2 separate regions of the Homo sapiens genome follow, and region 1 is linked to region 2. The links are chromatin loops, found by intact Hi-C in ENCODE. Cell type or tissue: MCF 10A. All regions are shown on one strand. Each heading gives the region's core, and the rest is flanking DNA. Links, peaks and the distances in the headings are about the cores only. Region 1 overlaps PLCZ1 (phospholipase C zeta 1). Region 2 overlaps PIK3C2G (phosphatidylinositol-4-phosphate 3-kinase catalytic subunit type 2 gamma).

Region 1 (11,007 bases), core at 5,255-10,254, 270 kb before region 2:
TTCAATTGCTGACATTTTAATGACTATAATGACAGCTATTGATATAGTAAGAAATGTTCAGAAGTTTACTTTGGATTCAAAAATGTTTAATTTATTACAGATTCAACGATATAGTTATTCCTAGAATTTGAGCTCAGTTTATGAATCCTACTCTATAAATTGAGCAGGTTTTTGCAATCCCTCAATGTTAAGGAGTTCTAAATAACACTGGTTTCATTTATAAACGTGGCTAATTTTGTACCTTCAGACATTGTGTTGTTTTTGTAAACTTAACACACTTGATTTCTTAAGTACTTCAATTATAGTACAATTTTAGTACAATCAAAATGACTAAAAGAATTCTTACTACGTACTAAAACTGTGTAATGTGTACCTAATACATTAAATTTACAAATGTAATAAAGTTCTCCTATGTCAATACATTACATAATCTGTCAACATAAACTTAAAATCACAAATTTATATAAATTTATCTACTATATATTAAAATGGAGTACAAAATAAATATTTCAAAGATACAAATATCATATATGAACAATTTCTATCTTAATATAAAAACATTGAGAGTATGGCACTGATTCTCCTAAACATGTAGTTTCTATTATTTCTAAATTTATTTATTTCTACTCCAGTCTCTTTCTTGAACTCACACCAAAGTACACAACTGCCTGTTTGACATTACCACTTGGATATGAATAGGCATATTTAACTTAACATGTTTAAAATTGAGCTCCCTGATATTTCTCTAGTCCTGCTCTCGCCACGATCTTCCCCATCTCATCAATGACAACTTTCATGTGCTCTAGCCAAGACCTTTTTTGCCAACTGTAACCTACTTCTCCTTCTCTCAGTCCCCTCAGTCAATTCTTCAGTAAATCATCTTGGCTTTACTTTTATTATTATTATTATTATTATTATTATTATACTTTAAGTTTTAGGGTACATGTGCACAATGTGCAGGTTTGTTACATATGGATACATGTGCCATGTTGGTGTGCTGCACCCACTAACTCGTCATTTAGCATTAGGTATATCTCCTAATGCTATCCCTCCCCCCTCCCCCCACCCCACAACAGTCCCCAGAGTGTGATGTTCCCCTTCCTGTGTCCATGTGTTCTCATTGTTCAATTCCCACCTATGAGTGAGAACATGCGGTGTTTGGTTTTTTGTCCTTGCGATAGTTTGCTGAGAATGATGGTTTCCAGTTTCATCCATGTCTCTACAAAGGACATGAACTCTTCATTTTTTATGGTTGCATAGTATTCCATGGTGTATATGTTCCCCATTTTCTTAATCCAGTCTATCGTTGTTGGATATTTAGGTTGGTTCCAATTCTTTGCTATTGTGAATAGTGCCGCAATAAACATATATGTGCATATGTCTTTATAGCAGCATGATTTATAGTCCTTTGGGTATATACCTAGTAATGGGATGGCTGGGTCAAATGGTATTTCTAGTTCTAGATCCCTGAGGAATCGCCACACTGACTTCCACAATGGTTGAACTAGTTTACAGTCCAACCAACAGTGTAAAAGTGTTCCTATTTCTCCACATCCTCTCCAGCACCTGTTGTTTCCTGACTTTTTAATGATCGCCATTCTAACTGGTGTGAGATTGCATCTCATTGTGGTTTTGATTTGCATTTCTCTGACGGCCAGTGATGATGAGCATTTTTTCATGTGTTTTTTGGCTGCATAAATGTCTTCTTTTGAGCAGTGGCTTTACTTTTAAAATGTATCCTGAATTTAACTATCTCTGCCCATTTTTACTGTCACTGTCGTAGTCAACCAACATCACCTCTCATTTAAATGATCCCACTGCCCTCTTCTCTGATATTCTTGCTTCTTTTCTTATTCCCCTGCAATCTCATCTCAACATATCAACCAGAGTGATTTTTGGTAACTCAGACTATGTCATTCCCCTTCTCAAAGCCTTCGGCCTCACTCAAAATAAAAGCTGAAATTTGTACAATGACTCACAAGGCCATAAGTGGTCAGTTTTTCATTACCTATTTTAACTCTCCTGCTACTCCATCCCTGTTCACTTGGCCATTCTGGCCTCCTTAGTCCTTTTCAGACATATCTCAAGGCCTTTGTACTTGCTATTCCCCCTTTATATGAAATACTCTTCCCAAATATTTGCATGGCTAACTCCCTCACCTAATTCAGAGTGGAAAAATGAATTAAAAAAAATAGTGACAGTCTTAAAATTCAAAGGCCTTGCAAGGATGAAAAGCCTACAGCTTCTAAGATTCCAAAAAGCAAGAAATGGGCAACTAGATAAGAAAAAGAGACAAAATGCAATGCTTTCTATTATTTCCAATAGGAAGAAAAGAAGCAACATTATGTTTATTTGCAGATGACATAATCCTGTATGTAAAAAAGCCCAACGATTCCACACAAAAAACCCTGTTAGAACTCATAAATGAATTCAGTAAAGTTGCAGAACACAAAATCGACATATTTAAATCAGTAGTATTTTTATACGCAAATAGTGACCTAATTGAAAGAAATTAAGAAAAAATCTCATTTACAATAGTATAAAAATGACATATCTAGGAATAAATTTAACCAAGGAAGTGAAAGATCTGTATACTGAAAACTATAAAACATGGATGAAAGAAATTGGAGACACAAATACGTGAAAAGATATCCTATACTCCTGAATCAGAAGATATAAAATAATATTGTTAAAATGTTCATGCTGTCTAAAGCAATACACAGGGTTTTTTTTCCCTTGGGGTGTGGTATTGTTATGTTGTCGAGGCTGGTGTCAAAGTCCCAGCCTCAGAAGATCCTCTCATCTTGGCCTTCCAAAGTGCTGGGATTACAGGTGTGAACAACTATACTAGGCTACAGTGTACAGATTTAATGCAATTCTTATCAAAATTCCAATGGCATTATTCATAGAAATAAAAAAAAAGTCCTAAAATTTGTAAAGAAGGATAAAAGACTTCAAATAGCCAAAATAATTCTGAGAAATGAAAACAAAGTTGGAGGCATCACACTTTCTGATTTAAAATTATGTTACAAAGCTATAGTAATCAATACAGCATGGTCCTGTGCAGAAAAACAGACATATAGACCAGTGGAACAGAATAGAGAGCCTAGAGATCAACCTAAGCATATATGGTCAACCTAATTTTTGTCAAGGAGACCAAGAAGACAAAATGGTAAAGGATAATGTCTTCAATAAATGGTACTGAAAAAACTGAATTTCGACATGCTAAAGAACGAAATTAGACCCTTATCTTATACCATACACAACAAATCATGTTAAAATGGATAAAAAACTTACATATAATATTAGAAACTATGAAAACCCTAAAAGGGAACATAGGAGAAAAGCTCCTAGACACTGACTTTGGCAATTATTATTTTGATATTACATCAAAAGCTCAGATCACAAAAGCAAAAATAAATAACTGGGACTACATCAAACTAATAAGCTTTTGCACAGCAAAGGAAACAATCAACCAACAAAATCAAAGGGCAGCCTATGAATTGGGGAAAAAATATTTGCAAACCATGTATCTGATAAGGGAGTAATATCCAAAATTTATGAAGAATTCATACAACTCATTAGTGGAAAAAAAACTTGATTAAAAAATGAACAAAAAACCTGAATAGGCATTTCTCCAAAGAAGACATAAAAATGGCCAACAAGTATATGAAAAGGTACTCAACATTATTAGTCACCAGGGAAATGCAAATCAAAACCACTATGAGATACCACCTCACAGTCTTACCATGTTAGAAGGTCTCATCAAAAAGTCAAATGATAACAAATGTTGGCGAGGGCGTGGCAAAAAGGGAACCCTGTACACTGATGATGGAAATGTAGATTGGTACCACCAATGGGAATACAGCATGGAGGTTTCTAAAGAAATAAAAAATAGAGCCACCATATGACCCAGTAATCCCTCTTCTGGGTACATACCCAAAGGGAATTAAATAACCATCTCATAAAGTTTTTGTGCTGCAGTGTTCACTGTAGAATTGTTCACAATAGACATGATATGGAAACAACCTAGTGTTCATTGACAGACAAATGAATAAAGAAAATGGATATATGCAATGGAATATGATTCAGTCTTTACAAAGAATGAGATCTTTCCATTTACCACAGCATGAGTGAGGACATTATGTTAAGTGAAATAAGCCAGACACAGAAAGAAATAATGCCTGATCTCACTTTTATGTGGAATTTAGAAAAAAAACTCTCAAATGTACAGAGATAGATAACCAAACAGTGGTTGACAGGAACGAGGTGTGGGGAGGGAGAAGAAAATGGAGAAAGGTAGGTCAGAGGCTACAAAGTAGCACATATGTAGGATGAAAAAGTCTAGACATCTAATGTATCATATGAGGATTATAGGTAATAAAGTTATACTGTATATGGTATTCATGCTGAATGAATAGATTTTAGCTGCTCTTGCTACAAAAATTTTAAAAAGGGTAACTGTGAAATGATGGATAGATGGATATGTTAATTTGATTCACTGTAATAACCTTCTTACTATCTACGTGTGTTCCATAACATCATGTTGTATACCTTAAGTATACACAATAAAATGCATTTAAAAACACCCAAAAGAGCAAGAAGTGAGATTTTAAACAAGGCTTTGAGCAGTGGAGACTCAATGAGACTTCCCAGCTGAACAAGGTGACTCAGTTTTGCAGCATAGATAAGATTAAAGTTTAGACTTCCTACTCAAGGTAGTCACTATTTGGAAAAAGAGGACATGAAATTACATAGACAATAATTATGACTAGGGAAGTCATAACTTGGTCTAGTTGCATGAGTTTACTAGAATAAATACATAAGAAATCTAAGTTTTAAGGGACTTATACTGCCAAAAACCCTCATAAGTATGACTCTTAGGTGAGCCTTAAAACAGCCTTTGGTAAGGAAATGGGGGGCAAACATTGCTTGGCTTTCAAGAGAGCAAACTCCTCAACATCCACTTTCAATGTGGCCAGGGAAGATAAAAGAAAGAGGATCTTCCCACAAGATGGAGCCAAGAAGAAAGAGAAATGATGTCAGTGACATCAGGGCCTCATGGAAGAATCCACCTTTTAGGCCATCACTTTGCCCAGTCTCAGAATTACTTATTATATTTGGAAAAAACTTTACCTATTCTTTTGGGATCAGAGTGAGTCAGTGGACTCACTCTAATTCAGAAGATCATTGTGTAGGTCAAATAAGGGCTTCCAAAAATATTAAGTTTTAATTCCTGGAACTTGTAAATGTTGTTTTATTTGGAAAAAGTGTCTTTGTAGATGTAATTAAGTTAAAGACCTCTAGATGGGGAGATTATTCTGGATTATCTGAGTAGGCGCTGAACACCATCATAAGGACTTTTATAAGAAGGAAGTAGAGAGAGATTTGATACACCAGAGGAGGAGGCAGTGGGAAGACAGGGACAGAGATTAGAGAGATGTGGCCACAAGCCAAGGAATGTGGGCAGCCACCCAAACCTGGAAGAGGCAAGGAGGATTCTTCTTCAGTGCCTTCCAAGGGAGTGCAGCCTTACCAACACCTTGATTTGAGACCAGTGAAACTGATTTCAAACTTCTGGTGACTAGACAGTGAGAGAATAAATGTTGTTGTTGTAAGCCACCAAGGTTTGTAGTAATTTTTGTCACAGCAGCCACAGAGCAATACACTCATACATTAAAAAGACATAGTAATAATCGACCCTGTTCTGAGTGCTGTGAAAATGCAGTAAGACTTGTGATTCCCTGGCTTGTTTACAAATTGGTAAATTTGTGCCCTGATAAGTATATATGAAATCAAAACAAAGAAAAAAATTGTAAATAAGATCCAGTGATGTTTTGTTCCCTATTTAATGGCAAGTTTTGAAGTTACAGCAATGAGAAAGGGCAGAAAATACCTTTGTAGAGCCACCTTCACTTAATAAAACTCCTTTGCTATTAGAAACTGGAAATATCTTTATCTTTGTTTCTAATTCTAAAACAATGAGTTTTGATTTCAGAACTTAAAACTGAAAAAGCAGAATATTGACATTTCCCCCAACTCATCAGTGTTAATAATGTTTTTGTTTCACTTTTTAAAATCTCTAAATATTTGTATATTAACAATAAAAATATAGCATGCTACTTTTTGGTAACTTGCTTTTCTTCATAAACCCGTAGATAACTTTCTATAGCAGTATAGATAGCTCTGTCTTCTTCTTTTTTTTTTTTTATTTTTATTTTTGAGACAGAGTCTCATTCCGTCACCCAGGCTGGAGTGCAATGGTGCAATCTCGGCTCACTGCAACCTCCACCTCCCGGTTCAAGCAATTCTCCTGCCTCAGCCTCCCAGGTAACTGGGATTACAGGCACCTGCCACCACGCCTAGCTAATTTTCTTTTTTGCATTTTTAGTAGAGATGGGGTTTCGCCATGTTGGCCAGCCTGGTCTCGAACTCCTGACCCCAGGTGATCCACCCGCCTCGGCCTCCCAAAGTGCTGGGATTACAGGTGTGAGCCACCATGCTCGTCCTGCCTTCTTCTTAATTGGTCTATATCATTCCTTTATATGGATATGGTATAATTTATTTATTATTATTATTGTTATTTTTGAGATGGAGTCTTGCTCTGTCACCCAGGCTGGAATGCAATGGCGCAACCTCGGCTCGTTGTAATCTCTGCCTCCCGGGTTCAAGTGATTCTCCTGCCTTAGTGTCCTGAGTAGCTGGGATTACAGGCACACACTACCACACCTGGCTAATTTTTGTGATTTTAGTAGAGATGGGGTTTCACTATGCTGGACAAGCTGGCCTCGAACTCCTGACCTCAGGTGATCCGCCCGCCTCAGCCTCCCAAAGTGCTGGGATTACAGTTGTGAGCCACTGAGCCTGGCCAGTATAATTTATTTAAATAAGTACTCACTGATGGATGCTTCAGTTGTTCCTATTCTTTTGGTGCAAATAGTAATACATTTCTTTTTATGCAGATTTAATGGTCTCTGTTTTGCCAAACTCAAAAGTACTTTCAGTTTAAAGAATAGTTATTTTGCAAAGGTACTAAACGTTAGAAGTAAGTTTTAAAATACATTAAGCACTTATATTAATTGCCTTACAATTATTTAGAAGTTTTGATGAATAACCATAGTAATGGTTACTTTTTTAGACATCTGACTACCCAGTGGTGCTCTCTTTAGAAAATCACTGCTCCACTGCCCAACAAGAAGTAATGGCAGACAATTTGCAGGCTACTTTTGGAGAGTCCTTGCTTTCTGATATGCTTGATGATTTTCCTGATACTCTACCATCACCAGAGGTAACATTTTTTTCTGAGAAACTCAGGTTAAGAAAAAAGTCCATGAAAACATGTCACTGTTATATTGGCCTGTGAAACTGGGCTAGAGACCAATGAAAATGCTTAGTTTTGATCACGTATAGAGGTTTATTTTTGCAATGTTGCCTAGGGAATGTTCTCATGAATGCTTAGGTGAATATATTTCGATTAAAATTTATATATATATACATACAACCCACATTTTGATTGTGTCTCCTACCCCATGGGTCCACAATATCAAAGCAATTAGTATTAAGGACCAGAAATTTAGTATGTTTTACAGGCAAAAGTCCTAGAAAGTGGCAAAAGTTCTAGACTATAAATAGTCAGTACCCAATATCTCAACAGCTGGGTAGCAAGTTCCCCTTTAAAAAATCTACTCTTTTCAATTTCCCTGTCTCTATGACCCTTTCCGTCTTAATTTGAGCATACTGAAGTATTTGCTTTGAAAAATCACGTCCACATCTACCATCAGGACTTCACTTCTCTCTCTGGCTGTCTCTTTATTACTCCCTCTCTATGGCCCGGTGCAGTGACTCATGCCTGTAATCCCAGCACCTTGGGAGGCTGAGGAGGGCGGATCCCCTGAGGTTAGGAGTTCACAACCAGCCTTGAGCAACATGGTGAAACCCCGTCTCTACTAAAAATACAAAAATTAGCTGGGTGTCGTGGCATCCACCTGTAATCCCAGCTACTAGGGAGACTGAGGCAGGAGAATCGCTTGAACCCGGGAGGCGGGGGTTACAGTGAGCCAAGATTGAGCTACTGCACTCCAGCCTGGGCAAAAAGAACAAAACTCCTTCATATTGAAAAAAAGAAAGGAATTACTCCCTCTCACGGCCCAAATTTTCATTTTCTTGTCTCCTTGCAACCTGTTCAGTCCCTCTTTCTCTTCTAATTGCTTCACAGGAAAGTTCCCATCACATTCATCAAAGATTTTCTTACTGATAAATTCTAATGAACCTCTTTTAGTCTTCATCTGGTTGTCCTCTCATTAACATTCAATACTGTCGACCTCCACTTCCTTTCCCTGAATTACTTTCTGTTGTAACACCACATTCTTTAGCCTTCCCTCACTCCTCTTTGACCACTCCTGCTTAGTTTCCTTTGCTGGGCCTTTCTCCCTATCCCAAATTTTATCAGATTACAAATAAACTTTCTTTTTGATGAATAGTATTGTCTAACAACAAATAGTTTGGTTTTGACATGTCTTCATTTTTGCTAGACATAACAATATTTTTGTAATATTTGGGTATTGCCCTCTGTATTTTCCTTATTTTTTTTGCCAACTTAAAATAATCAAAAGGCTTGGGATTCAGTTAGAAGAATTTATTCAAGTGCATAGTGTAAGGGTAGCTTTCTGGGACACACAAGACAGCAAAGAATAGTAGTCATTGCTCCTGGTGTGGGAAAAAGTGAAAATTGTTTTATACAGGCAAAAACAGAGGTACAGAACAGAATTACAGTATTTTCCACACAAGGGTTAACATACAGATTTAAGATTTGATTGGCTACGGTTGATTACACTCTAAGGGGTTTGCTTAACATTCTATTGTAAAGAGGTAATCACAAGGTTCTCTATCTCTAAGGTCATTTAGTCAGGGTTTGAATAAAGAATAAGGAGTCTGGTCAATGTATAACATCTCAACACAAAGGTCAGAAAGCAATGGTCATGCACCATCGAAGAAAAACAGCTGTATTACATGACTAAGTTTCCAGGGCTGAACTTTTCTCCCTGACATAATAAATTTGGAAGATCTTCAAATTTTACTTCTTTTAACATTTTATTTAAATCAGTGAAAAATTTTCAAGTGAAAGTGTTGTGACACTAGTGACAAGACATATAGGGCTGATGATAGAACTGAGACAGAAAAAAATGAACTGTGTGATAAATGGAAAGACCACGGTTCTTTTGTGGCATAAGAATGCCCACAGACTCAATGTGTTCAATTGTGGTGGAAAGAAATAGTAAAGAATTTCGAAACATATCATCAAAGATTAAACCCAAATCATAGTCCAATTCTGGAACTTATAATTTTCAGCTTTCTTGGAAGAGAATCCCGCTTCCTATTATATATGAATCTATTTTTCTAGCATTCCCGTACATAGCTTTCATTCAAATTTTAGCTCCATATTAAAGCAGGGAGGTGCTTTTCAATGAGTAAATAAAGAATTAAAGTTACCCTGTAATCCCAGCTACTTGGGAGGCTGAGGCAGGAGAATCTCTTGAACCCAGGAGGCGGAGGTTGCAGTGAGCTGAGATCATGTCACTGCACTCCATCCTGGGTGACAGAGTGAGACTCCGTCTCAAAAAAAAAAAAAAAAAAAAGTTACTTTATCCTACAATATTCAGTCCTTGTGTGTAAAAGAATTGCCTAGAGACTTGTTAAAGGAGGCCCAATTCCAGCCCCACAATTCAAGATTCTGATTCCCTTATTTTGAAGTAGATCCTAGGAATTTGTCCCTTTCCCAAGCACTTCTGATAATATTCTTGATACATGGGATTGCAGAGTGCATTTGGTAAACTCTGCAGTGGAGAGTATCATAAGGGTCATTGTGAAAGAGGGAAGACCCAAGATGATGGAATAATTTGAATGGATGCCTGAGGATGACAAAAGAGAAAGGACAATCAAAGCTCCCTGGAGAAAAGAACTTTACTTTATAACCCAGATTTCAGCATTGTATATAACAGAGCCGGTACTTAAATGTACTTGTTAAATTAAAGAAATTATCCTAAGGGCAGGAATAACCAAGTGAAAGAATGGAACCAGAAGCCTTCAAATTTAGAACAAGTGACACTGATGGTAAATTTTGCTATGCTTCTAAGTTTGAAGGACAGAAAATATTAAGTTAATGATGTTTATGTGTAATACAGAAGAAATTTGAAGAGCCTTTATTACGAATCTTTAATTTAGTCTATACTAGATGCCAGACACTTATGATAGACATTTTAATATACCTGATTTCATTTAATACTTTTTAATGTTGGATAAGAAAATGATGAGCTGAAGCGTTTACTACCAGAAGTTGTAACATTTTCATTGCAATATCATGGTAAGTATTTATATATATATACTTTTCACATATTTCAAATTGTTGGAATAGTACCAACTTGGGAAATATAAAAAAAATGGCATATGGTAAGTCTCAATCATAACAGGCTTATTTTTTGGTGAATTACAATCAATAGCATTATATCACTGTATTCATTCCTCTACTGAGATGTGAATAGGGGTATGGGAAAAAATGGAGTTCTTACATATCTTATTACTGTAGGCTAATTGGAAATATAGTGAAACACTTTTCAGTGACTGTTACAATGCAAATTTACTTGTAAATGTGTAATTGTATCTCTCAAATTGTTTCCTTAGGCACTAAAATTCAAAATATTAGTTAAAAATAAGAAAATAGGAACCTTAAAGGAAACCCATGAAAGAAAAGGTTCTGATAAGCGTGGTAAGGTGGAGGAATGGGAAGAAGAAGTGGCAGATGGAGAGGAGGAGGAGGAGGAGGAGGAGGAGGAGGAGGAGGAGGAGGAGGATAAATTCAAAGAATCAGAAGTATTGGAATCTGTTTTAGGAGACAATCAAGACAAGGAAACAGGGGTAAAAAAGTTACCTGGAGTAATGCTTTTCAAGAAAAAGAAGGTGAGGTGGTGTTTTGTGAAAATCTTACAAGTGATTGGAAAGTTTTCTAATTTT
Region 2 (11,007 bases), core at 3,645-8,644:
CATGTAAGCTGAGTCATCAGATTGCCATCTGGTCATATGATGGGTTCATGATAAGGGACCCAATTCTGGCAAATAATATGAGAAGTTAACTCAGCTTTGGGGTTTATGGAAAAATTTTCTAACTGAGGAAGAGACATTCTCTTTACTCTTGCTGCATGGAATCATGTATGGATGTGAGACCCATTGTGTCAATCTTCTTGTAACAATGATGTGAAGTAGACTAAGGACAAGTCAACATGGTGAGGATGGCACAGCAGAAAGGTGGAAAGAAATTAGGTTATGACATCATCAGTGAGCTGCTGCAATAATAAACTTTGGAACCACACTACTGAAGAGCTTCTTGTTATGTGAGATAAAATAATTAATTCTTCATATAATTGTAAACCAGTTGAATCAGGGTTTTTTTTTTTTTTTGTTACTTGTAGCTCTAAGTATCTTGAAGTGAAGAAGTATCTTCAAGTGAAGGAAGGGAAATGGTCAAGTAAAGTATGAAATATGTTAAGAACTGTATTGTAGATGTGTACAAGGGAGCCAAGGTCAGAGACATCTTCAAAGAGGATAAAATCTTGAGCTGAGTCCTAAAGGATTCTATATAGACAGACAAGGGAACAACTGCATTTCAAGAAGTTGGAAAACTGTGTGCAAAGTCATCAGGGCATGAAAGATTTGAGAATTTGAGTAACTACTTGAGAATAATAAAAAGAAAGATTATATTTGGATGTAGAAAGGCTTACAAGATGAGGTGGGAGATAGGCAGAGTGGAAACTATGAAGCTCCATTGCCAAGTCATGTTAAGAGAGAATGGATTTTCTCTCTTAACATGGATCTCATACCCTAATTCTAAACTCTGTCATAAGAAAAGAGGAAACTGGAATTAAGAAATTATGCTAACCAGCTGGAGGTTACCCATGACCTGGAGCTGACTTTATGAGTTTGGGATCAAGTTGTTACATGTGTAGATTATTCTGAGAGCAGTGTGGAGGATGGATGGACTGGGGATAGGTAAGAATGAAAGTGAAGGAAAACAGCCTGGAAGCGGTAGTGATAGTCCAAGTAGATGATACCAAAGGTGCTAGCTATAAAGTAGAAAGGAAAGGACAACTTAAAGACAAATTTATGAGAAAAGAGAATCAAGACTTAAGAAATAAGTAAATAAAGATTATTGGGTAAGAATAATGTCTTCTAGATTTTCTGTGTTGGATATCTTAGTAATGGCTGTAAACTAGGGCATTGTGTATTTTTAAAAGTTTGGGAATGGTGGGTGAAAGAATTGAAATGGTAGAGGGTAGGAATATTGAATTCAGTTTTGAATTTCTTGAGCTGAGATGCCAGTCGTATACCATGGCTACATAAATATCTTAATAATGAGCCCTCCAGAAAAAAAAAAAAACCTGGTTACAAAATGTACCCATAGGTTAAATCTCTTGGAATTATTTGTAAAATTTTTGGACAAAAGTCAAAGACATTTTTAGAGGATGTCTATTAAAATGATGATTCTTACTGGAGTAGTTAGCTAGTAATCTTTTTTTGTCTGTTAAGACTAATTTTGGTTTTTGAAAAGAAAGCCAATTAATATGTGGAAAGGTGGATATTGGCTTTTCTTTCATGCCCTCTTCCTCTACCACTTTATGGAGAGGTTTCTTGAATAATCTATGCTGTTGTACTTGTATGGCAGAAACTGCTACAGGTTTACCAAATTAAACTGCATTTTGCTTCTGTATATATACATACATGGACCACTTTCCTTTGCCACCTTGCAGTTAGGTGGGGGCATTATTACTGACTTCTGGCCTACGGAATATAGACAAAAGTGATGTCTGCTATTAGCATCTAAAAGCATCTCCAACATCATGCTATGATTCTCTTGCTATGATTCTACAATTATATGCTATGATTCTCTTTCTATGATTCTATGCTATGATTCTCTTTCTATGATTCTATGATTATATGCTATGATTCTATCTTATTTGGGTCCAGGTTCAGGGAATACATTTGAGAGTTCCAAATTTAGGGGATGTAATGGTTTCAATGTGTTCCCTTTAAAAATTCATGAGCTGGAAATTTAATCCCCATTGCAACAGTATTGACAGGTGGGGGTCTAATGGAAGATGTTCAGGATCTATTCACTCATGAATGGGTTCATGCCCTTATAAAAAAGTCTCCCAAAAGTCAGTTTGCTTTTCTTCACTATTCTACAACATGAGGAACAACAGTCCTTTCCTCTGGAAGATGCAGTGTTCAAGGTGCAATCTCGGAAGCAGAGACTGGGCCCTTACCAGACACCAAACCTGCTAGCATCTTGATCTTGGATTTTTCAGCCTCCAGAACTTAGAGAAATAATTTCTGTTGTTTATTTCTCAGATATTCTGTTACTGCAGCACCAATGGATGAGGATAGGGAATGACTGAGCCATAAGATGAAAGGATTCTGGGTAAGTCCCATCAATGAGCTGATGACATTCAATTTTCTGTCACCATCCCAGATCTTTTCCCTGTCCTTCAGGCCTGTACCCTACTGCTTACTGTGTATTTTTAGTTGGAAGGAAACCAAACACTCATTTGCCTACATTTTATTATTGTCATGTTCTTTCCCATCCTAGAGGGATTTATTTTCTAACTCATTTAACTTGATGAAATGGGTGACTTAATTGTATTAGCATAATTGGTAGTTGCTTAATTGAACAGTGTTTTTGAGAAAACTGAGAAAGTCTTGGTTTTATGAAATAGGTGCTGAAAAATAAGTACAAAGTGAGTCTACTAAGTAGATTACTCAGTTATTGTTATCATAACTCATGGTTTAATAGTAAAACTAAAAGAGCACACTTAATGTTTTATTTTTATTTATTTATTTTTTTCGAGATGGAGTCTAGCTCTTTCACCCAGGCTGGAGTGCAATGGCGTGATCTCGGCTCACTGTAACCTCCGCCTCCTGGGTTCAAGTGATTCTCCTGCCTCAGCCTCCTGCCTCAGCCTCCCAAGTAGCTAGGATTACAGGCACCTGCCACCACGCCCAGCTAATTTTTGTATTTTTAGTAGAAATGGGGTTTCACCATGTTGGGCAGGCTGGTCTGAAACTCCTGATCTCATGACCTACCCTCCTCGGCCTCCCAAAGTACTGGGATCATAGGCATGAGCCACCACGCCGGGACACATTTAATGTTTTAAATATCAATTAGACACTATAAAAGAAAGATTCTGGAAACAATCTGCTATCTACTTCAAAGCTCCTTCAAGGATACAATTTTAGTGGGCTTATTGTATATACCTACTTATTAACATTTACAACTGACAGCACTTGTGAGTCATGCCAACAACTAGGGGCAACAATTTTGAGCTTTTAAATATCTCAATTTTCAATATGGTTTTCATTTCAGTTTTGCTCTTAAGTTAAAAAAAAAAAGTCACATCTTCAGTACTTGAATGAGTTCCTAATTGATAGAAAAAACAAACATTTCCTGAATTCTTCAAATTACCCTTTTTTGAAAGTAGATGTTGAATTAGAAAGAAATCTGAATTGGGCATGAGATATCATAAACGTATTTTAATTTCAATTCTTCAGTCAGCTTAGATGATTGTCATTGGAAAAATCACTTAACATGTTGAGATCCCTTTCTGGGATAGCAGATGATCCTTCAAGTCCCATTTGGCTTCAAAATACTGTAACTCTATGAATATCTGTTAGTGTATTCCTTTTGGATGCCAAATTCAAATATTATTAGAAGACAAGAATAATTTCTAAACAGAATGCCTTTTTGCCAACCATATTTTTTGTTGGCTAGAGCAAAGTCAGTCTGATTGAGAAACAATAAATAATTAAACACTATAATACTGCTTTTCAGGGACTTAACCCAAATCTCTAGTATAAACTATGACAGTGGGGGACTAACATTATTATAGGGAAACCAGATTACTATCTAAGGAAGCAGTGATGTAATTGGATGTGGTTATTATAATGAAAAATTGCTGGACAGTGGATTAGGAAGCTCAGTTCCCAAAGGCCTGGGTGGGTCCAAGTTTCAACATTTGAGTTCATTATGTATATACATAATGTTCATTTCCATAACTCTTCACTTTTTCTTAACAAAATAGAAGATTTTGAGGGAAAAATGATTTAAACCAGTGATACATTGATGCTGGAGCTCTTTTCTTGGCTTTTGACTTGATTTGTGGTAGAAGTTTGTATAAGATTCTATTTTCATAGATATTTATTAGCAGTAATAAGGCTTAAATGACACCAAATTTATTTAAAGATTGTATGGTATTTTAAAAATCTTTTTATTAAAGGAACTACATAAAATCTCTATTGCATAAAATAGAAACAAAACAGACAAAAACAACTGTTCCTGTATTATGCCTTCACTGGAAAACTATGCTAATGGATTTTACAGATTATTGTGTACAAAGGAAACCTTGTTACCACTATCTGCCTCTTTTCCTTCAGGTTGGTTGGGATAGAGAACAGTTGCTTTTGGTTTAAGCAAGTTGCTGAAGGTAGGGATTCTATCCTGTGTATACATTTCTGAGGACAACAAAGTGGAAAGATGATTACAGCAGATCAATATTAAAAGTCAGTGAGACATATCTTTCCCTAACAAAAGATGAAGCAATAATTCATCATTTATTACATTGTAAAGGTAAAAAAATAAATTAGTTGCAAAATAATGATTCTCAAAGGTAAAGGGCTGAGGCTTTAAAGCCCCCTATGGATTCTGTATCATGTGTGCTGTATTGCTCTGCAAGACCTCCCTGAAGTACAGCTCTTTCCCCTTGCTTCAGGGAGTGTTCCAGACATCAAAACAAAAAGAGAGAGCATTTACCTCCTTTGTGTATTCATTTGTAAGCCTTTATCAGTATTTAAAACTGACAGAATGGGAGCACACAGACTTTTTTACTCACTGGATGTCTGGCCTTGCCTCTCTGCTTTTATTTGGAAAAGGTCATAGGCAAAACTGTAAAGTGGACAAAATTTGTTGAGTTCCCTCTCTCTACTCTGTCCCTGCCACGTGGCCAGTGGGCTCTTTCCTCCTGCCTGGATGCTAATGTTAGCCCCTGAGCTTCTTTAAGGCAAGGATCATCCTTTGTTTTATTGTTAATCATTCAACAGTGTCCATCATCTCTATGTTTGTCACATTAATGAAAAAATGATAAACTAATTCCCATAATCATTAGGTTCAGAATATATATATTTTCATATTAGAAGAGAACTGCTGGAAGAGAGCAATACTTAACCTCAAGGAGTGACTTGCAAATGAGAGAATTTCAGGCATTAGGGGATACGTATTGTGGAGAGGCGGGTGAGAGAGACAACTGTGACTTTGAATCTCATGATGCCAAATTTCCACATCTTTTTGCTTTATTTAAAGTCATCTGTGACTTGAGAACTTGCCCCCAAAATTTTAGATAAAAGAGTTGAGGGAAGATTATTTAAAAAAAAAATGGACAGATTTTTGGATCATCTCAGTTTTATGGATAGCATATTAAAGTCACAGGATATGGTCATTTAATACCCTGTACCAGAGACAACATTGGCTTAATTCATTTCGTGGTTTTCTCAACTGGTACAGAAGATGCTGCTCCATCAACTTGTTCTTAGGCCCTAACTCCTGTCTTGGTTTGTCCTGGACTTCTGCTCACATTCTCCCTCTTCTCCAGTTTTGGTTTCACTAGTGATATCCATTGCCTCGTTTCTGATCAGGTCAATCTCCTGGAATTGCTTTAGCCAGGCCAGCTCTTAGTTGACCTCTGAAGCAGCTCTCCTCCACCCCCTATCGACATAAGTCTGCATGTGCACAGCTGAGTCCAGGAAACTTAATCCTATTCATACATTGAATAGTAAATTATTGAATGTCTATAAAGTGCCAAGTACTGTTCTAGGTACTTGTGATATATCAGTGAATAAAGCAGAAAAAAGATCCTTACATTGATAGAGCTTGCAAATGGGAGCCTCACTTCAGGTTATCCCCATACTTTGAAAGGAACATTTTGAAGAGATTTTTGCATTAGGTGCCTTAAGTGACACCTTATAAAAGGAGCTGTGTTATAATATGGTTTCCTACCAGACAGTTTTTCATTCCAATTGGTTCTCTCTTGGAGTTTGTTCAATCAGACTTGGTAGGAGGAGTGGGAAAGACTGCAATACTGTTGTTCTACCTACGATGTATCCCATAGCATACTGATGCTCCAGTTTCTAAAAACACATATTTAAATTTTTATCTTCCATAAGAAATACTTATTGTAGGTCAGGTTCTCTAGAACAGGACATGAGGCAGAATTTCACTGTTTGTGATTTACTGAAGAAGTGCTCTTCAGGAAAAATCTTATGAGGGAGTAAGAGCAGAATTATAGGGAAGGGAAAGGAATTAACAAGGATGAGATCTCGGGTCAAGTCTAACCTTGATCTGATTTATGGGGAGGCTCTGGAATGTAAATTATATCTTAGAGATTTTCCCACTTCGTAGGCCAGGGGGCTGTGGAATCAGAGGCTAATTCTCCAGAGAAGGGGCCGTATTTTGTTAGCAGTCACTGCAGCAGATGGGAGTGGGTGCAGCAGCCAGGTAGAGGCGCACAGCAGTGCCTTTGACAGTGCCCAATTTCATATTCCCTGAGTACCATGGAATTTCCAGTACTGTGTGTGAAAATATTGATGGCCTTACAGACATTTCTGTGGATTCATAATTTTTAAAACATTTTTTGAGTATCTACTGAGTTTCAGATACTGTGCTGGATTGGTACATGGAAGAGTGTGACATGATTGCTGTCTTGAGCTACTCTGTGGACTAAGAGGGGGAAGGGACAGGGCAGCAGTGGTGTCAAGGGAGTGTGATATGATGTCTGGCAGAGTCATGAACAGTATGCTGTTTGACATGATGTGGAAGCAATACTCAATCCCAGATGGTGGCTGGGAGAGGGTCAGGGAAAGCTTCCTGATGATGTGACATCCTAGGCAATTGACTCAGAGCCTTCATAAAGTCTGTTATATTATTTTCCTGTGGCTGCCGTAACAAGTTAACACAAACTAGTGATAACAGAAATGTATTCTCACAGTTCTGGAGGCCAGAAGTCCAAAATCAGGGTGTAAGCAGGGCTGTGCTCTCTCCCAAGGCTCCGGGGAGAACCTTCCTTGCCTCTTCCAGCTTATGGTAGCTCTAGGCATTCCTTGGCTTGAGGCTGCAATCAATGCCTCCCTTTTCATGACCTTCTCTCTGTGTGTGTCTTCTCCTCTTCTGCCTCTCTTTAGGTCACTTGGCATTGGATTCAGGGCTCACCCTGATAATCCAGGGGGAACTAATCTCAAGATCTTTAATTAAATTCTATCGTCAAAGACCCTTTTTCTCCATAAGGTCACATTCACAAATCACAGGTTTCTGAGGTTAGGCTGTGGACATATCTTCTTTGGGGCCACCACTCAACTCAATACTTGACTAGTGGTTAAAGTGTTTCCTATTCCAAATGGAAAGGGGCACTACATTTAAGCTTTTGTAATTAATTGTTACATAATGGGGGAGGGGCCTCCTGGGCATAAGCTCCAAATGTTATGGTTCCCATTTATAGCCACCTTTTAGGATGCAAACTGTGAGGTAAAGCTTTTAAATTCAAACACAAAGCTTCTAGTTAACTCACTTGCCTTGGAAAATAGGGGCTATTCATCCTACATTCACTCTTCCAGTGGAAGAGACTCACGTGAGCCTAAGTCAATTTCACCTCTCAGAAAGGCTACCCACAGTGATGCCAAGTAGTCAAGATGGTTTTCATTCCAATCTTACTTATTCATAGCTCAGTATCTGGTGAGGCAACTTTCTGATCACTGATAGTGACAGGTGGAAGTTGTGGAGCAGGGAGCGCTGTTGAGGATATATAGAGTTATAGGGCTTGGTGAATAATTGGTCATGTTAGTGAGAAACAAGGAAGACCTCAAGACCTGTGTGAGCAAGACAGGATATTTAGTTCAGTTTTGAATATGGTGAATCTGAGGAAGCAGTAATTCATCCACGTGAAAAAAAATCTCATAAACTCATGACTGATGGGTTTCTAGTTTTTTTTTTTTTTAAATAAGACTTTTTTTTAAGGAAAGATATTTTGAGTATTTTTTTTTCATGAATCGTGAGATGGGAGCTGCATCTTTAAAGTTTTAACACAAACATTTTGCACAGAAGCAGTCACTCCCTAAATATGATGCTTGGCTTGAGCTATATTTTTTAACTCTGATATATTTTAAATATAATTAATATTATTTTATGCTTAGTGCATGTTGCCTGATTCTTAATTTTTATTTGTTTTAAGGGGATGTAGGCACTTTTGAATCTCCCCCCTTAGAGGATCAGGAACAATAACTAATAGGTCATAGGCTTAATACCTGGGTGATGAAATAATCTGCACAATAAATCCCCATGACACATGTTTACCTATGTAACAAACCTACACGTGTGACCCTGGACTTAAAAGTTAAAGAAAACTCCTTCCTGTTTTATTTCTCTTTTTTCATATTCTTACAAACAAAGCTCTCAAAACAAACAGTCCATTTATAATTTATATTCTTTTCTATTCCTTCTTAGTTTCTCCTTGAATCACTGAAAGGAAAAATGGGCTTGATTTTTTTTTTCGAAAGGATGAGAATTATACACAAAAAAGCTTCCCTTCCAACCTTTTTGGAAACAGTGACGTAATTGTGTTTACATGAATTTGCAAGTATGACATTGATTTACCACTTTGTGTGCACCCATTGTTGCCTTTCAAATGACTCCACTTTTCATACAACTTTAGCAAATGAAGAACTTACTGAGGTGGTCCAAGTATTTTAACAATCGTTAGTCAATTAGAATAAGTCTTTAATATTTTATTATATTTTTAATATACTTTTAAAACTTTTTTTTTTTTTTTTTTTAATGGAGTCTCGCTGTTGTCAGCCCAGGCTGGAGTGCAATGGCGCGATCTCGGCTCACTGCAACCTCCCGGGTTCCAGCAATTCTCCTGCCTCAGCCTCCTGAGTAGCTGAGATTACAGGCGCCCGCCACCAGGCCCGGCTAATTTTTGTATTTTTAGTAGAAATGGGGGTTTCACCGTGTTGGCCTGGCTGATCTCGGACTCCTGACCTCAGGTGATCCACCAGCCTTGGCCTCCCAAAGTGCTGGGATTACAGACGTGAGCCACCACGCCCGCCTAAAACATTGTCTTTTATATATTTTATACTTTATATATTTTTATATTTTTGTTCAAATATTAAAATAAAAATTGTTATCTGGCTATGTTACTTTTTTAATATGTGTGCATTTTAATAATGCATGCAAAAAACAGTAAAGTTTTAAGGGAATTAAACATTGAGTTTAATGGAGTCTTACATTTAATATGACAGCAGAACACCACAAAGTGTATCCACTTAACTTTCCTTTGCCCCAAAGTAGCTTTCTGAAAAACTGAAGAAAATAAGACTTCATTCAGAGCTTTAATAAGAGTCTATTCATGGAAGGGCCTCATGCCAGTCAATGTATCTTATGTTTTATTATAATAACATGCTAGAGGAATTGTTCTGCTTTTTAAATTAGGCATTTAAAATGAAAATAAGCATCAAATCAAACAGTCTCCGACCAAGTTCCTGTGTATCTTCTTTGCTACATCTTCTTGAGTGATTTTCATGAGAAGAGTGATCTCATTATGAGTAACATTTCTTGAAGCAGAAAAATATGACACTCCAAAATGATATTGACTTGCTGTTTTCCTGTTATTTAGTGGTCTTAACTATCAATCAAAGCAACTAAATGATGCCTGTCATACATTCAGGAGAGTAAAACATAGATCTAATTTTATCCTTAGGTCATTGAAACTTATAATTGTTAAAACTTTGTCCTATGAAATTAAAATTGAATCAACAAGGTTAACAATACAAAGGAAAGTAGGAAGAACAGTATGCAAAGAATATTATGTTCAATAGAATCAAGTGTAGGTGATAATAGGATAAATCGTTTTTTGAAAACAGGATTGGAACCAAAATTTGTTTTTAATAAGTGAGTTTTTAACATTAGAAGGATTTTATTCTTAACTCTCAATTATATAATCACAAAAAAAAATCAATGTTTCAGGAAAACACACTTAATCCTAACATAAAATTCATGTCACTTATCACAAAGTTAGATAGTCAAGTGTATAAAGGAGAAACAAAACAGAAATAGTAATTTTAAACCACATGAGACATCGCAAAGAATTTTTTTTGTTAATAAACAACCCATAAATACTTTTACATACTACATTTCAAAAATGATGCATCTATGAATAATATGATAAAGGTCATAGTGTTGAAGACTTTAAATTCAAGGTCATCATGTTGAAGACTTGAAATTAAATTCAAGGTTGTAGTGATGAAAAATTCAAAGTCAAGGTCTTGATGACAAAGACTTTAAATCCAAGGATATATTGTGTAAGAAAGGACAAACCACTAGCATTCAAGTTATTTATCCAATTAGTTCTCTGTGAGTACAAAATATAAGAAATCACTACATGGATTGGCCTAATTAGAAATTTTATTTCATTTATAAATAACTCTTAACTTCAGGAAATCTTTTCACAGAATCATTCAGTCACATGGTATTTATCTACCCTTGTGTAGGTATTTCTGCTACACTTTAAATCCTTATTCAAAACAATTCTCTCTCCATTTCTCTATGTTTTTAAGTATAAAATATTTTAAAAGGAAGAAATGTCAGCTGGGCTTGGTGTCTCACACCTGTAATCCCAGCACTTTGGGAGGCCAAGGCAGGCAGATCATGAGGTCAAGAGATGAAGACAATCCTGGCCAATGTGGTGAAACCCTGTCTCTACCAAAAATACAAAAATTAGCCAGGCGTGGTGGTGTGTGCCTGTAGTCCCAGCTACTCGGGAGGCTGAGGCAGAAGAATCGCTTGAACCAGAGAGTTGGAGGTTGCAGTGAGCTGAGATTGCACCACTGCACTCCAGCCTGGTGACAAAGTGAGACTCCGACTCAAAAAAAAAAAAAAAAAAAAAAAAGAAATGTCTGTCC

What was found. Hi-C counts contacts between places; a loop is a spot of excess contacts. Peaks named below come from ENCODE experiments on the same cell type or tissue, not always from the same donor. Only the 100,000 strongest peaks of a DNase experiment are listed, where the experiment ranks them.
Region 1: a loop joins it to region 2, with 4 times the contacts of the local background. A loop is called at or near these places in 4 of 110 quality-filtered maps.

The regions. Positions count from the first base shown.
Region 1 is chr12:18,701,447-18,712,453 of GRCh38, reverse strand. It overlaps PLCZ1 (phospholipase C zeta 1), which reads left to right. Exons shown (of 15, transcript NM_033123.4): 7 at 7,139-7,288; 8 at 10,678-10,762; 9 at 10,886-10,953. It also overlaps a transcript of PIK3C2G not described here. Among named protein-coding and RNA genes, the nearest start is that of PLCZ1, 31 kb to the left of the region's middle. In MCF 10A, for the core only: no CTCF peak of the experiment used is centred there; DNase peaks (open chromatin) are centred at 7,853 and 9,873.
Region 2 is chr12:18,425,374-18,436,380 of GRCh38, reverse strand. The region is part of intron 18 of PIK3C2G (phosphatidylinositol-4-phosphate 3-kinase catalytic subunit type 2 gamma); the gene reads right to left. LOC124902891 (a long non-coding RNA gene) reads left to right here. Exons shown (of 3, transcript XR_007063234.1): 2 at 2,362-2,431. Among named protein-coding and RNA genes, the nearest start is that of PIK3C2G, 170 kb to the right of the region's middle. In MCF 10A, for the core only: a CTCF peak has its summit at 5,772; a DNase peak (open chromatin) is centred at 5,740.